2 separate regions of the Homo sapiens genome follow, and region 2 is linked to region 1. Evidence: read pairs that join two places in POLR2A ChIA-PET (ENCODE). Cell type or tissue: A673. All regions are shown on one strand. Links, peaks and the distances in the headings refer to the core of each region. The heading gives the core; the rest is flanking DNA. Region 1 holds the start of LOC105374594 (a long non-coding RNA gene). Region 2 has its middle 77 kb from the start of LHCGR.

Evidence for each region. ChIA-PET counts read pairs that join two places held together with the same protein. Peaks named below come from ENCODE experiments on the same cell type or tissue, not always from the same donor. Only the 100,000 strongest peaks of a DNase experiment are listed, where the experiment ranks them.
Region 2: POLR2A ChIA-PET joins it to region 1 with 10 read pairs; 2 of 35 experiments call an interaction of 5 or more read pairs at or near these places.

The regions. Positions count from the first base shown.
Region 1 is chr2:48,772,277-48,780,616 of GRCh38, reverse strand. STON1-GTF2A1L (STON1-GTF2A1L readthrough) reads right to left here. Exons shown (of 11, transcript NM_001198593.2): 11 at 4,098-4,337. The coding sequence ends at 4,302. LOC105374594 (a long non-coding RNA gene) reads right to left here and starts at 3,252. Exons shown (of 4, transcript XR_001739460.2): 1 at 3,035-3,252. It also overlaps the pseudogene ELOBP3. In A673, for the core only: no CTCF peak of the experiment used is centred there; no DNase peak of the experiment used is centred there.
Region 2 is chr2:48,828,942-48,837,281 of GRCh38, reverse strand. No RefSeq gene overlaps it. Among named protein-coding and RNA genes, the nearest start is that of LHCGR, 77 kb to the right of the region's middle. In A673, for the core only: no CTCF peak of the experiment used is centred there; no DNase peak of the experiment used is centred there.

The DNA of each region.
Region 1 (8,340 bases), core at 300-8,299:
CGTGAAGACGGTGGTCATGGCCCCAGCCCAGCCCTACTCTTTTTTAATAACAGCTTTATTGAGACCTAATTCACACATCATACAATTCACCCTTTTAAAATGTATAATTTGGTGGGTTTTAGTATATTCACAGAGTTCTACGACCATTACCAATATGTAATTTTAGAACATTTTCATCACCCTAAAAAGAAACCCCACACACATAGGCAATCACTACCCATTTCTCCCTCCCCCAGCCCCTGACAACTACTAACCTACTTTTTGTCTCTATGGATTTGCCTATTCTGAACATTTCACAAAAATATAAAAATTCAACATATGTCCTTTTGCAACTAGCTTCTCTCGTTTAGCATAATGTTTTAAAGGTTCATCTATTCTGGAGCATGTATCAGTACTTCATTCCTTTTTATTGAAAAATGATGTTCCATTACATGAATATACTACATACTGTTCATCCATTTGTCATCTGATAGACATTTGGGTTGTTTCTACTTTTAGCTATTATAAATAATGCTCCCGTGAACATTCATGTACAAGTTGGTGCCCAACTCTTTAGGCATTTGAATCTTTCCTGGCTGTGCTCCTGGGCAGATAAATGGACCTGCAATAACACGTCTCTTTTAGGCTCCCCTAGCACTTTCTTCTCCATTCTGTACTTTTTCAAGAAAACAGGTTGATACTCTTTGCTGGTCTCCCTGCCTCTAAGCTCTCTCCAAGTCTAGTTCTCCACACATTTTGACATCAGGTATATTTTTATTGGAATTGATCTTTATGGCATCAATTCCATGCTCAAGAGCTTTGGCTAACACTCAAAGCCTAGAAGCCCCTGTCTCTTCACACCACCAATCCCTACCTTCATTCAATCTCTGTTTATCAGGAGTCACCTTGCAAATCTCTCTGCTATCTTATGCCCACCTCATCATTTATCCATCAAACATTACTGAATTCCTAGGCACGGTGCTGGGTACTGGAGGCATCAAGAGATGACTGAAAAAGATCCCTAGCCTTGAGTTCATTTTCTGGATCCGAATGGAGTAGGGAGGGTTGGTGGTATTGGAAAGGGTGAGTAGACATGTTAACGGAGAACAAATAAGCAATATGCAGAAATGGACTATTGGTCCAGTCCTGTTGGTGACTCATCCAACCCTCTTAGAATCTTTTTCTAACTCCAGATGAAGTTTTTGATAAAACTTTTTTGGCACAGGATTTTTATAACTGAAATTTTGTGAACTCTTTTTTTATTTTATTTGCACAAGAATACAAAAAAAAAAAAAGAGTAAGCAAGTAAGCAAGCTCCATTTGCCCCAGGCAATGCTGAGGCTAGAAAGTGGGAGGCATTCTCAGATTGCCCTGAACAGTCACATCTGTATGTCGTCAGGATTATCAAAATTGCCATGACAATGACCCAAAGGTTCTTCCTCAGATAAACCCTGCAAATACTCAGCAGATTTCAGCCAGACTCAACTGCATGCCCTTGAGGTTTGCAGTTTGCATGCTGTAAAAAAGCTGGAAGTGGGGGTGGGAGGGTGGAAGGAGGAGGTAGGATGTGAAGCAAAGGGCAAGAGGCCAGCTGAGGCTGCACAACCTTGGAATAATGTTTAGCTCAAATATGAAGAGAGCTCACTTGACATCCTGACTTTGTCTTTCTTTAGAAATGCTGAGGTAGATCTGTAAGCAGCTTCAGGTCAAACTGTTAAGTGTCTAAAAGTCTCAGAACTCTTCCCCATCTATTGACCAGAGGAGGATGGACCTGTGAAGAGGGAAGGTACGTGTAGTGTTTTATTCCCCAGAGAGTCTTCCTCAGACCCTATACCTAGGGCTTGGCCCCTTGACAAACTCTGATATCATTACATTTAGTCTTCAGAGTCCTGGCCTCCAGTTTCTTGACTCTCCTAGCCTCATTTTCAGACCTGATTCAAATGGAGACCTGTTCCTCTCATTGGATGAACACACTTAGGCCCAGAAAGTGAAGAGACTAGATACTCTTCAGCTGGGGATGCTGTAGATGAAATACTTTCATCAAAAGAAGGTTGGATAAGATGATCCCTAATTTTATTCCAATCAAAGGTTCTACAATTCTAAGATTTACCCAAAGGGACCCAGCTATTTTGAGGCAAAGTTTGGACCAGATCCCCGGTCTCTCCCCTCCCAATCCAGAAGCCACTGGAGAATGAGCCCCAGTACATCTTTGATGATGAGCTTATCACCAATTTGGATTTTTAGCTCAGATCTTAAACATCTGTTAAGTACCATGTAGACATTATCTTCACAGTTTTCATGAGAAGGAGGAGTGCATGGAGGGATGAAAGGGGAACAGAGCAAGAAGACATGCAGAACTCCCTTTTTACAACTGATATTTTCCTTAAAAGCTGAAAACACAATCACATTCTGCAAACCAAATTCCATTTTCAAATGAAAGTTCAACTGCCCTATAAATGGATATTACTGTGAATTTTTATAAAGGGGGCAATCCTATCATTGTAAAGCAAATGACCACTCCTTAATGTATTAATGTAGGATATTTAGATGTTTGTGTTTGGTTTTGATTAAAGCTCTGCCCATATTCTTGTAGCCATTTTACCATAAAACTAAGACAGTAAAACCAAGCTCCAAAAAGACCTCATGTCTTGTCCAAGAACGCCCTAAGACTAACTCCACACTATCATGACTCAAATCCCTTCCCTAGTCACCCAGTTTCACAGCCTAGATCTCTAAGGAACTAAGGGACTTGATCTGATCTCTTCAGTTTGCCCACATCAGATCCGAGAGCTCCAAGTTGGGCATACCTCGAGATTTTTTTTTAAGCAAGGCTTTCAAACAACCTTGTGCTGGAAACTGGCATGGAAGCAGAGGCTCATGTCCCTGACATACAAAGTCACTCTGAATTCCCCTAATTCCACAGCAATTCTCTGCCTACTGGGTCTTATTGCTTAACAGGAACATAAGCTCCTCTGACATTGACCTGGACAAGTGCTGCATATTTGGGAAGACGAGGAAAAGGCAAGCACAAAACATCTTTGAGCACGTTACCCACCTGCTTGATTTCTGCAGGCTGTTCCAGTGGCCTGACTCCCCACTCTGGATGGGGAACTCTTGAGACCACAGGCTCACAAAGCATGGGCTCCCTGGGAAGTGGTGAGCTGCAGAAATAAACTGCTCCTTTCCTTAAAACAATCAGCCGGTGACTCAGCCTGTAATCCCAGCACTTTGGGAGGCCGAGGCAGGCGGATCACGAGGTCAGGAGATTGAGACCATCCTGGCTAACACGGTGAAACCCCGTCTCTACTAAAAATACAAAAAAAATTATCCGGGCGTGGTGGCGGGCGCCTGTAGTCCCAACTACTCGGGAGGCTGAGGCAGGAGAATGGCGTGAACCCGGGAGGCGGAGCTTGCAGTGAGCCGAGATCGTGCCACTGCACTCCAGCCTGGGCGACAGAACGAGACTCCATCTCAAAAATAAAAAATAAAAAAATTTAAAAAAATTCAGCCCTGCAAACTCACTCTTAGTAAAACAAAAGACATTAAATTCTTACTGTTTTTCTTTTTTCTCTCAATTCCCTTTAATATGATAGCAGCTGAACTCACTGCTCATTGACCAGGCCATTCATTTACCAATTAGGTACAGGTAGTAGCTCGCTTTTGTCGTTTGTTTGTTTTTCTTTTTTTCTTTCCTTTTTTTTTTTTTTTTTTTTTTTTTGGAGATGGAGTCTCGCTTTGTCCCTCAGGCTGAAGTGCAGTGGCACGATCTTGGCTCACTGCAACCTCCGCCTTCCGAGTTCATGCCATTCTCCTGCCTCAGCCTCCCGAGTAGCTGGGATTATAGGCGCCCGCAGGTGGTAGCTCTTAAGTTGCTATCAGACCCTGATGGATTACCCCTTGTAAGAAATTAACCTCCTCCTACCTATTTGAATATTCTGTCTCCAAGCAGGCTACGTGTTCTCAGAAGACTGAGGCAGGGCCATATGTCTTTGCTTTACCCACAAAAAGTCTTGCTAATAATGTTCGGAGTAGAGATGGCACTCAATAAACTCATTAATCTACGGATGATAATTTTTAAGTGCCTACAACCATTATGAATCTCAGTCTACAAACTGGGATATGCCAAAACAATTCTTCTTCTTTATTTTTATTAAATCAAATTAATTTCCATTTTGAGTTCACATGCTCCTAGACTTGCAGGAATTTCAATGTCAGGCATTTACAGGAGTCTTCTTTCTCCTCAAGGTCTCCCTAGAATCCAGGGGGCTTCCATGGTGCTCAGAAAATTAGGATTAGGGCCTCTATCTTCTTGTCCATCGTAGTCATTGCTGCCCATGACGAACCCTGGTATCTCCCTGCTGATAAAAAAGATATATATACCATTGAGAACACAGGGACCTAAGGTTAGGCCTCCCTAGGTTCACCATTCGCCCCCTCTCAGAAATCTTGCTACGTTAACTAAACACATTAAAGAGGGGACATAGCGTCCTCCCACACCAAAAAAGAACACAGTACTATTACCAAATGAAGAGGATACTGGGTAGGCAAGACAACCAATGCCTATCACAAACAGAAGAGAGCATTCCAGGTAACAAGTTGCCAGGAGAAGAGCAAAACATCCTCAGCAATATTAATTATATTTGATGCTTAAAATGAACTTGGAGCATTTGCAGATACAAATACCAATAACTGACTGAAGAAAAGTGATATAAGCATTAAAATAAAGAAATGACCAACCCCACAGAAGACTGTGTGGGAAGAGAAAAGAATGAGCCATATCCTATATAACGAAGATAAATGGGAAAGAAAACTGTGGAACAGATGATAAAGAGGACTGTTTTCTTAGGAATCAAGATTTTCTCAGTTATCTTGAAAGGAGCAACTTGAGATTTATTCAAGAATTCCACTTCAAAACCATATGTCATTGCTGTATAGAAGTATGTCTAGGCTAACAATGTAGTAAAATCTACATACTTCTCATAATAATGTGTGGGTTTAATTATCGTTAACTATTTTTTATGGTCTTCAAAGTGCCTGGTTAAAGAATTCTTCCTATTATTAAATATGGATACCTTAACTAGATATAATTCCAGGAAAGATTCTTAGCACCAAAGTAGGCAAAAACCAGGTAAGCTGTGCTGATTAGAGATGATGTCTCAAGATTCATTTCTCTGTGTGTGTGTGTATACTGCACATGGATTAAGTCTGAAATGCAGAGTTTTAAAAACAAAATAGCTATGTCAGGGCACCATTTCCCAAACTGGTATCCCACAGATTAGCTCTTTAATATTCTGTTTGAGAGAAAAAAAAGGGAATGAAGTTTTATAAGTTAAGGGGAGTAGAAATTAGAGACAGAAGTCTCCTATTAGAAGACCACTGAGGTAGTTCACTGGCCAGGTATTAAAGACTGTGATAAGGAAAATTGATTGTGGGGGCAGGGGAAGGAACAGCTAAGTGAGGCATCCATCCAAGAAGTAAAATCATCAAAAGAGTGTCTATTAATGACCCAAAAACCCAGGAGTCATAACCCTTTGTTCTTAACCATCAGCTTATCTTTCCTCAAGAATAAGTAGTTCAGCAATGACATAGATAAATCTTAAAATAATTATGCTGAGTGAAAGAAGCCAGAAAAAAAGTGCATAATGTATGATTCAAATTATATAAAATTCTAGACTATGCAAACTAATCTCAAGTGAGAGAAAGCAAATCAGTGGTTGATTGGGGCTGGGAAGCTGAGATGGGTGGCCCAAGGAGGGCAGAATTACAAAAGGGCAGGAGGAATCTTTTGGGAGTGATGGATAGATTCATTTTCTTGATTATGGTGATGGTTTTACATGTAGAGATGTCAAAAATCATCAAACTGTACACTTTAAGTATGTACAGGTCATTGTATACCAATTATACCTTTATATCTGATATAGCTGTTGAAAGAAAGTAAAAAGGAATGGAAAGGAAAAGAAAGGAAAGGAAGAAGAAAGAAGGAAGAGGGAAAGAAGGAAGGAAGGAAGGAGGGAAGGAAGGAAGGAAGGAAGGAAGGAAGGAAGGAAGGAAGGAAGGAAGGAAGGAAGGAAGGGGAAGGGAGAAGAATATGTATTTCATTGAATTTTATCTATAGCAGAACTTCTCAACCACAGCACTACTGACATTTTAGACCAGATAATTCTTTGTTGTGGGAAGCGAGCTGTCCTATGCATCTTAGGATGTTTGGCAGCATCCCTGACTCTACCCACCACATGCCAGTAGCACTACCCACCAGCAGTGATGACCAAAGATGACTCCAGATACTGCCAAATATCCCCTTGTCAGTAGAAAAGGAGAGAGAAATGCCCCCAATTGAGAACAATGTGTCTGCAGGGATTTAGCAGGTTACCAGGAGGTTAAGGAAGAGAGTAACCTGAGTTCATGTAAGCCAGGATATCCATTCAAACCTAAAAATTAATGCTGAGGATGGAACAGAGCTGCAAGCTAGATGCAGAGGGAGGGTGCTGGAGGGCTGTGTGGCTTCTGACAGCATGCCATGCCATTCCTCTTCTACAGCAAAGCCAGTGCTGTAGAAAAGGAGGATGAAACTGCAGCAAAGCAAAACTCAAAGGAAAAGAGAGAAGTATTTAAATAATAACTTGAATTTGTTTATATTTCCCAGAGTACTTTTAGTCACATTATCTTACAGGGTTTTTACAAAGTCCATGTGAGGAGGAGGGGGTAGATATTGCTCTCCTCATTTTTCAGATGTGGAAACTAAAACCTACAAGGAGTATCCATCAGCCTCTGAGTTACTAGGTGTCTGAGCACACTGTTAGACTTCTGAGCCTCACCAGTAAAGGAGGGTCAGATAATCCCTCACCATGTTAGATCTTCCAGATAAAAGTTCTGAAGGGATGTGATTAAGAATTCTTAATCTCGGACGGCAATCCAACAAGAAACAAGCTGTAACACTGCAAGTAAGGAATTTAGGAAGTTTGGCTTAAAGAAGTATTTCTAGGGTGAGTTTTGTCAGAAAAAAGAATGTATGATTGAGGGATATTGAAGAACATCCTCTTCTAGTGCTTAAAAATAGGAGATACTTACTTCATTGGAATGATTTAAAGTCACTGATGGAGGGTAGGAGGGTAAACAGAAGACCATGCCCAGCCCCGTAATTCCTTGCACCAATAAAAGGAAGGGAGATCATTCAGAAGTGAGGGATGGAAGATCATTTGAATTGAGAATCTAGATTCAACTTTGGCATGAGTAAGAAGGGGCTACATTTCAAGTGTACCCAGCCACTCCTTCCTGCACCCTTTGTCCTTCAGAGATATTAACACTCTCCATTTAGAAAGACATAATCATTTACATGTAGTGAGAAGATCATGATGCCTCTCCTCAAACAAAGAAAACATTGCTCCCCAGAAAAAGAATCTCAGGCCTGTGAAGGAGGTAGAGAGATATTTGGCAAAGGGGCCTTCATGAACCACACCAATATTACAGTTGGAAGTTAGTTAGTTATCAGAATGTAGTGACTATCCGTGTATGTGTGTGTGTGTGTGTGTGTGTGTGTGTGTGTGTACAATGCAATGATATTTTGATGGCCATGCTTGCATTTAGGAGTGTCTTTCTTCTAGATGAGCTCAAAGAAAGTTCCATATGGGCTTTTAAATTTTGTAATTATATATTTTAACAACTTTATAGTGAACTATAAACAGAATAAATGAAAAAAGAAAAAAATCCAACCCTCCTTAACACAAAAGCTAAATGAGAATCAAGATACAATGGTCCTCCTTGCCTTAATATTGTAAGATACAAATTTTTTATAATTGCAATAAACATGCCCATATTATTTTAAGGTTCTATTTCACTCAATATCACATAATCTATATTTTTTCACATCCCTACTTCATACACATATTTTAAAAAAGCAATGTGATCTTCAAATTGTTAACATGCTAGATTATTTAACCAACTTGCTACAGTTTGATCATTCACATTGTTTTTCACTGAAAGGAAAAAAGTCTCAATGGAAGTATGATAGTTCCCTTCCATTATTTTGCTCATTCATTCATTCCTTCATGGAACATGATAGAATGAAAAGATGGAAGCATCTTGAATCCTTGGCAGTATCTTATTGCCATTATATCAATGCTAGACTGCCTACCTCCTAGACCTCTACTTATTTAAGCCACAATAGTCAATTTCCTGCTTCATGCAGCTAAGAGATATCCTGATACACCACTGAGGCATCTTTAGGTCTGCATCTCATTTCTCCTACGTTTGAAGGAGAGATGGCCCTCCTGCTTTTTGAACTAGCTCTCCGCATGCATTCGTGACCCCGTTTCCTCTTCTGCCTCCTCTTAGGCCGCGTTCTTACAATCATGTCCTTTCTTG
Region 2 (8,340 bases), core at 58-8,057, 57 kb before region 1:
CTGATGGCTTCACTATTGAATTCTACCAAACATTTAAAGAGAAACTAATACCAATCTTATTCCAACTATCCCCAAAAATAGAAGAGAAGGGAATACTTCCAAACTCATTTTATAAGGCCAGTATTACCCTGATACCAAAAGCAGACAAAGACATTTCAAAAAAAGAAAACTGTGGGGCCAATATCTCTGATAAATTTTAATGCAAAAATCTTCAACAAAATACCAGCAAGGCAAATTCAACAATATATTTAAAAAGATAATTCATCACAACCAAGTGGGATTTATCCCAGGGATGCAAGGATAATTCAACATACACAAGTCAACCAATGGGATACATCATATCAACAAAATGAACCATATGATCACTTCAACTAATGCTGAAAAAGCATTTGATAAAATTGAACATCCTTCATGATATAAACCCTAAAAAAAACGGGTATAGAAGAAACATACCTCAACATAATAAAAACCATATGTGACAGACCCACAGCTAGCATCATACTGAATGGGGAAGACCTGAAAGCCTTTCTGCTAAGATCTGGAACCTAACAAAAATGTCCACTTTCATCACTGTTATTCAACATAGTACTGGCAGTCCTAGCTAGAGCAATCATAAAAGAGAAAGAAATAATGGGCATCCAAATTGGAAAGGAAGAAATCAAACTATCCTTGTTTGCAGATGATATGATCTTATATTTGGAAAAACCTAGAGAGTCCACCAAAAAACTATTGGAACTAATAAACAAATTCAGTAAAGTTGCAGGATACAATATCAACTTAAAAAAATCAGAAGCCTTTTAGTATGCCAACAGCAAACAATCTGAAAAAGAAATAAAAAGCTAATCCCATCTACAATCACAACAAATAAAATTAAATACCTAGGAATTAACATAATCAAAGAAGTAAAAGATCTCTGGAATGAAAACTATAAAACACTCATGAAAGAAATTGAAAAGGACACCAAAAAAATGAACATATATTCCATGTTCATCAAGTGGAAGAATCAATATTGAATCAATATTGTCAAAATATCCATATTACTCAAAGCAATCCACAAATTCAATGTAATCCCTATCAAAATGTCAATAACATGCTTCACAGAAATAGGAAAAACAATCCTAAAATGTATATGGAAGCTCAAAAGACCCAGAATAGCCAAAGCTGTCTGTATTAGTCCATTCTAATGCTGCTATGAAGAAATACCCAAGACTGGGTAATTTATAATGAAAAGAGGTTTAATTGACTCACAGTTCTGCATGGCTAGGAAGGCCTCAGGAAACTTACAATCATGGCAGAAGGGGAAGCAAACACATCTTCCTTCACAAGGCAGCAGGGGAGAGAAGTGCCGAGCAAAGGAGGAAAAGCCCCTTATAAAACCATCAGATCTCCTGAGAACTCACTCACTATCACAAGAACAGCATAGGGGTAACTGCTCCCATTATTCAATTACCTCCTACTGGATCCCTCCAACACATGGGGATTATCGGAACTAAAAATTCACCATGAGATTTGGGTGGGGACACAGCCCAACCATATCATTCTGACCCTGTCCCCTCTCAAATCTCATGTCCTCACATTTCAAAACACAATTTTGCCTTTCCAAAAGCCCCCCAAAGTTTTAGCTCATTTTAGTGTTAACCCAAAAATCCAAGTCTGAAGTTTCATCTAAGAGAAGGCAAGTCCCTTCCACCTATGAGCCTGCAAAATCAAAAGCAAGTTAGTTAATTCCCAAATACAATGGGGATACAGGCACTGGGCAAATACACCCATTCCAAATGGGAGATATTGGCCAAAACAAGGGGGCTACAGGCCCCACACAAGTCTGAAATCCAACAGGGCAGTCACCAAACCTTCAAGTTCCAAAATGATCTCCTTTGACTCCATGTCTCACATCCAGGTCATGCTGATGCAAAAGGTGGGCTCCCATGGCCTTGGGCAGCTGCACTTCTGTGGCTTTGCAGAGTACAACCCTCCTCTTGGTTGCTTTCACAGGCTTGCATTGAGTGTCTGTGGCCTTTCCAGGCACATAGTACAAGCTGCTGGTGGATCTACCATTCTGGGGTCTAAAGGACAGTGGCCTTCCTCTCACAGCTCCACTAGGCAGTGCCCTAGTGGGGACTCCATGTTGGGGTTCCAACTCCATATCTCCCTTCCACACTGCCCTAGCAGAAGTTCTCCAACAGGACTATGCCCCTGAAGCAAACTTCTGCCTGGACATCCAGGCATTTCCATACATGCTCTGAAATCTAGGCAGAGGTTCCTAAACCTCAATTCTTGACTTCTGTGCACCCACAGGCTCAACACCACGTGTAAGCTGCTGAGGCTTGGGGCTTGCACCCTCTGAAGTAATGCCTCAAGCTGTGCCTTGGCCCCTTTTAGCCATGGCTGGAGCTGAAGCAGCTGAGATGCTGTGCACTATGTCCCAAGGCTGCACAGAACAGGGTGTCCTGGGCCTGGCCCATGAAACCAGTTTTCTCTCCTAGGCCTCTGGACCTGTAACGGGAGGGGCTGCCATGAAGGTCTCTGACATGCCCTGGAGACATTTCCCCATTGTCTTGGCAATTAACATTTGGCTCCTTGTTACTTATGCAAATTTATGCAGTGGCCTTGAATTTCTCCTTAGAAAATGGATTTTTCTTTTCTATCACATTATAAGGCTGCAAATTTTCCAAATTTTTATGTTCTGCTTCCTCTTGAATGCTTTGCCGCTTAGAAACTTCTCCTGCCAGATACCCTAAATCATCTTTCTCAAGTAATAAGTTCCACAGATCTCTAGGGCTGGGGCAAAATGCCACCAGTCTCTTTGCTAAAGTATAGCAAGGATCACCTTTATTCCAGTTTCCAACAAGTTTCTCATCTCCATATGAGACCACCTCAGCCTGGACTTTATTGTCCATATCACTATCAGCATTTTGGTCAAAGCCATTCAACGAGTCTCTAGGAAATTCCAAAGTTTCCCACATCTTCCTGTCTTCTGAACCCGCCAAGTCTCTAGGAAGTTCCAAACTTTTCCACATTTTCCTGTCTTCTTCTGAGCCCTCCAAACTGTTCCAACCTCTACCCATTACCCAGTTCCAAAGTCACTTCTACATTCTCAGGTATCTTTACTGCAGCACCCCACTTCCTGTGGTACCAATTTCTGTATTAGTCCATTCTTATGCTGCTATGAAGAAATATCCAAGACTGGGTAATTTATAAAGGAAGAGGTTTAATTGACTCACAGTTCTGCATGGCTGGGAAGGCCTCAGGAAACTTACAATCATGGTGGAAGGGGAAGTAAACACATCCTTCTTCACAAGACAGCAGAAGAGAAAAGTGCTGAGCAAACAGGGAAAAGCCCCTTATAAAACCATCAGTTTTCATGAGAATTAACTATCATGAGAACAGCATGGGGATAACTGAACCCATGATTCAATTACCCCCCACTGGGTCCCTCACATGACATGTGGGGATTATGGGAACTACAATTCACAATGAGATTTGGATGGGGACACAGCCAAATCATCACTATCCTAAGCAAAAAGAAAAAAACAGGAGGAAACATATTACCAGACTTCAATTTATGTTACAGAGCTATACTAACCAAAACAGCATGGTATGAGTATAAAAACAAATGCATAGACCAATGAAATAAAACAGAGAAACAGAAACAAATCCATACTTCTACAGTGAACTTATTTTTAACAAAGGTGCCAAGGAACATACATTGGAGAAAGGACAGTCTCTTCAATAAACGGTGCTGGGAAAACTGAATATCCACATGCAGAAGAATGAAACTAGACCCGTATCTTTCCCATATGCAAAAATCAAATCCAAATGAATTACAGGCTTAAATCTAAGACCCCAAACTCTGAAACTACCACAAGAAAATACCAAGAAAACTTTCCAGGACAATGGTCTGGGCAAAATTTTCTTGAGTAATAGCCCAAAAGCACAGGCAACCAAAGCAAAAAAGAACAAACAAGATCACATCAAGCTAAAAAGCTTTTGCATATCACTGAAGACAATCAACAAAGTAAAAAGAAAACCCACAAAATGGAAGAAAATATTTTCAAACTACCCGTTTCACAAGGGATTAATAATCAGAATATAAAAGGAGCTCAAACAACTCTATATGAAAAATATCTAATAATCCAATTTCAAAATGGGAAAAAGGATCTGAATAGACATTTCTCAAAAGATAACATACAAATGGCAAACAGGCATATGAAAATGCGCTTGACATCACTGATCATCAGAGAAATGCAAATTGAAACTACAATGAGGTATCACCTCACCCCAGTTAAAATGGCTTTTATCTAAAAGACAGGCAATAATGAATGCTAGCAAGGGTGTGGAGAAAAAGGACCCCTCATACACTGTTGGCGAGAATTGTAAATTAGTACAACGACAATGCAGAACAGTTTGGAGGTCACACACACACACAAACTAAAAATAGAGCTACCACATGAACTAGCAATCACATTGCTAGGTATATAACCAAAAGAAAAGATATTATCATATCTAAGAGAGGTTCCATGGTGTAATGGTGAGCACTCTGGACGCTGAATTCAGTATATTAAAGACATATCTGGGCCAGGCGCGGTGGCTCATGCCTGTAATCCCAGCACTTTGGGAGGCCAAGGAGGGCGGATCATGAGGTCAGGAGTTTGAGACCAGCCTGACCAACATGGTGAAATCCTATCTCTACTAAAAATACAAAAAAATTAGCTGGGCGTGGTGGTGCATGCCTGTAATCCCAGCTACTCAGGAGGCTGAGGCAGGAGAATTGCTTGAACTCGAGAGGCGGAGGTTGCAATGAGCTGAGATTGTGCCACAGCACTCCAGCCTGGGCAACAGAGCGAGACCGTGTCTCAAAAAAAAAAAAAAAAAGGAGAGCTCTGCATTACCATGTTTGTTGCAGCACTGCTCACAGTAGCCAAGTTTGGAAGCAAACTAAGTGTCCATCAACAGACGAATGGATAAAGAAAATGTGGTATATACACATAATTGAGTACTATTAGGCCATAAAAGGAATGAGATCCTGTCATTTGCAACAACATGGATGGAACTGGAGGTGATTTTGTTAAGTGAAATAAGCCAGGCACAGAAAGACAAACAATGGGTTCTCATTTATTTGTGGGAGCTAAAACTTAACACAACTGAACTCATGGAGATAGAGAGTAGAAGGATGGTTAACAGAGGCTGAGACTGAGAGTTTTTAACATGAAGCATTGTCGAATTATATCTAAGGCCTTTTCTGCATCTACGGAGACAACCGCATGGTTTTTGTCTTTAGTTCTGTTTTTGTGATGAATCACATTTATTGATTTGCATATGTTGAACCAACCTTGCATCCCAGAAATAAAGCCTACTTGATCATAGTGGATTAGCTGTTTGACGTGCTGCTAGATTCAGTTTGCAAGCATTTTGTTTAGGATTTTTCCATCAATGTTCATCATGGATACTGGCCTGAAGCTTGCTTTCTCTGTTGTGTCTCTGCCAGGTTTTGGTATCAGGATGATGCTGGCATCATAGAATGAGTTGGGGAGGAGTCCCTTCTCCTCAATTTTTAGGAATAGTTCCAATAGGAATGGTACTAGCTCTTCTTTGTAGAGCTAGTATGATTTTACCAGATCTACATCTGGTAGAATTCAGCTGTGAATCCATCTGGTTCTGGGCTTTTTCAGTTGGTAGGCTATTTGTTACTGATTCAACTTTACAGCTCATTATTGGTCTGTTCAGGGAATGTATTTCTTCCTGGTTCAGTCTTGGGAATGTATGTGTCCAGGAATTTATCCATCTTTTCTAGGTTCTCTTGTTTGTGTGCACAAAGGCATTCATAGTTGTTTCTAATAGTTATTTTTATTTCTGTGGGGTAAATGGTAAAATCTCCATCATCATTTCTAATTGTGTTTATGTAGATCTTCTCTCTTTTCTTCTTTGTAACTCTAGCTAGTGGCCTATCTTATTAATATTTTCAAAAAACAAATGCCTGTAATCCCAGCACTTTGGGAGGCTGAGGTGGGCGAATCCCAAGGTCAGGAGATCAAGACCATCCTGGCTAACACATGAAACCCCGTCTCTACTAAAAATACAAGTTAGCTGGGTGTGGTGGCGGGTGCCTATAGTCCCAGCTACCAGGGAGGCTGAGGCAGGAGAATGGCGTGAACCCGAGAGGCGGAGCTTGCAGTGAGCCGAGATTGGGGCACTGCACTCCAGCCTGGGCGAAAGAGAGAGACTCCATCTCAAAAAAAAAAAAAAGAAAAGACGAAAACAAACAAAAAAAAACTTCTGGATTCACTGATCTTTTGAATGGCTTTTCATGTCTCACTTTCCTCCCATTCAGCTCTGATTTTGGTTATTTCTTCTCTTCTGCTAGCTTTGGGGTTGATTTGTTCTTGCTTCTTGAATTCTTTCAATTGTGATGTTAGATTGTTAATTTGAGATCTTTCTAATGTTTTGATGTGAGCATTTAGCGCTATGAATTCCCCTTTTAACACTCCCTTAGCTGTGTCCCAGAGATTCTGGTATGTTGTATCTTTGTTCTCATTAATTTCGAAGAACTTTTTGATTTCTGCCTTAATTTCATTATTTACCCAAAAGTCATGCAGCAGGAACATGTTTGATTTCCATGTAATTGCATGATTTTGAGCAATTTTTTTAGTCTATTTTTATGGCACTGTGGTGCAAGAGTGTGTTTGGTGTGATCTTGGTTATTTTTCATTTGCTGAGGATTATTTTATGTTCAATTATGTGGTCAGTTTCAGAGTATGTGCCACATGGCGATGAGAAGAATGTATATTCTGTTGTTTTTCAGTAGAGAGTCCTGTAAAGGTCTATCAGATACATTTGATCTAATGTTGAGTTCAGGTCCTGAGTATCTTTGTAAATTTTCTGCCTTGATGATCTGTCTAATACTGTCAGTTGAGTGTTGAAGTCTCCCACTATTATTATGTGGAGGTCTACATCTCTTTGTAAATCTCTAAGTATTTGCTTTATGACTCTGGGTACTCCTATGTTGGGTGCGTATATATTTAAGATAGTTAGGTCTTCTTGTTGAATTGACTCCTTCATCATTATGTAATGCCCTTCTTTGTCTTTTTTGACCTTTGTTGGTTTAAAGTTTAATTCTGAAATTAGGATTGCAACCCCTGCTTTTTTCTGTTTTCCATTTTGTGTGGTATATTTTCCTCCGTTCCTTTATTTTGAGCCTGTGGGTGTAATTACATGTGAGATGGATCTCTTAAAGACAGCATACCATTAGGTCTTGCTTTTTTATCCAGCTTGCTACTCTGTCCCTTTTAAGTGGGGGCATTTAAACTTTTATATTCAAGGTTAGTATTGACATGTGTAGATTTGATCCTGTCATGGTGGTGTTAGCTACCTTTACCTTTCCTCCACAACCTTGCCAGCATGTTATTTTTTGACTTTTTAATAATAGCCATTCTGACTGGTGTGAGATGGCATCTCCTTATGCTGGCTTGTTGGTGTGGTTGCTTTAGAGTGTCACTGCTGTGTATTTCAGTGTGGTTTTGTATTAGCTGGTAGCAGTCTTTCCTTTCTATATTTAGTGCTCCTTTCAAGATCTCTTGTGAGGCAGTCTGGTGGTAATGAACTTATTCAACATTTGCTTATCTGAGAAGTATCTTATTTCTGCTTCACTTAGGAAGCTTAGTTTGGCTGGATATGAAATTTTTGGTTAAAGATTTTTTTTTCTTTACCAATGTTGAATATAGGTAGGTCCACAATGTCTTCTGGCTTGTAGGGTTTCAGCTGAGATAGCTGCTGTTAGCCTGATGAGGCTTCCTTTGTAGGTGACCTGGGCTTTCTCTCTAGCTGCCTTTAAAATTATTTCATTTTGACCTTGGAAATTTTAATGATTATATGTCTTAGGGATGATCTTCTTGTGTAGAATCATGCAGAAGTTCTCTGCATTTCCTGCATTTGACTGTTGACCTGTCTAGCAAAGTTGGGGAAGTTTTCAGGGATGATATCCTGACATGTGTTTTCTAAGTTGTTTGCTTTCTCTCCCTCCCTTTCAGGGATGCCAGTGATTCACAGCCTTGGCCTCTTTACATAACCCCATACTTCTCAGAGGTTTTGCTCATTCCTCTTCATTCTTTTCTCTTTATTTTTGTCTGACTGTGTTATTTCAGAGAGCCAGGCTTCAAGTTCTCAGATTATTTCCTCATCTCAGTCTATTCTTCTGTTAATATTTGTGACTGCTTTGCAAAATTGTGTTTTTCAGCTCTTTTAGATCCATTAGGTTCCTTTTTATACCAGCTATTTCATCCTTCAGCTCCTATATTGTTTTGTTGTGATCCTTAGTTTCCTTGGATTGGGTTTTGCTATTTTCCC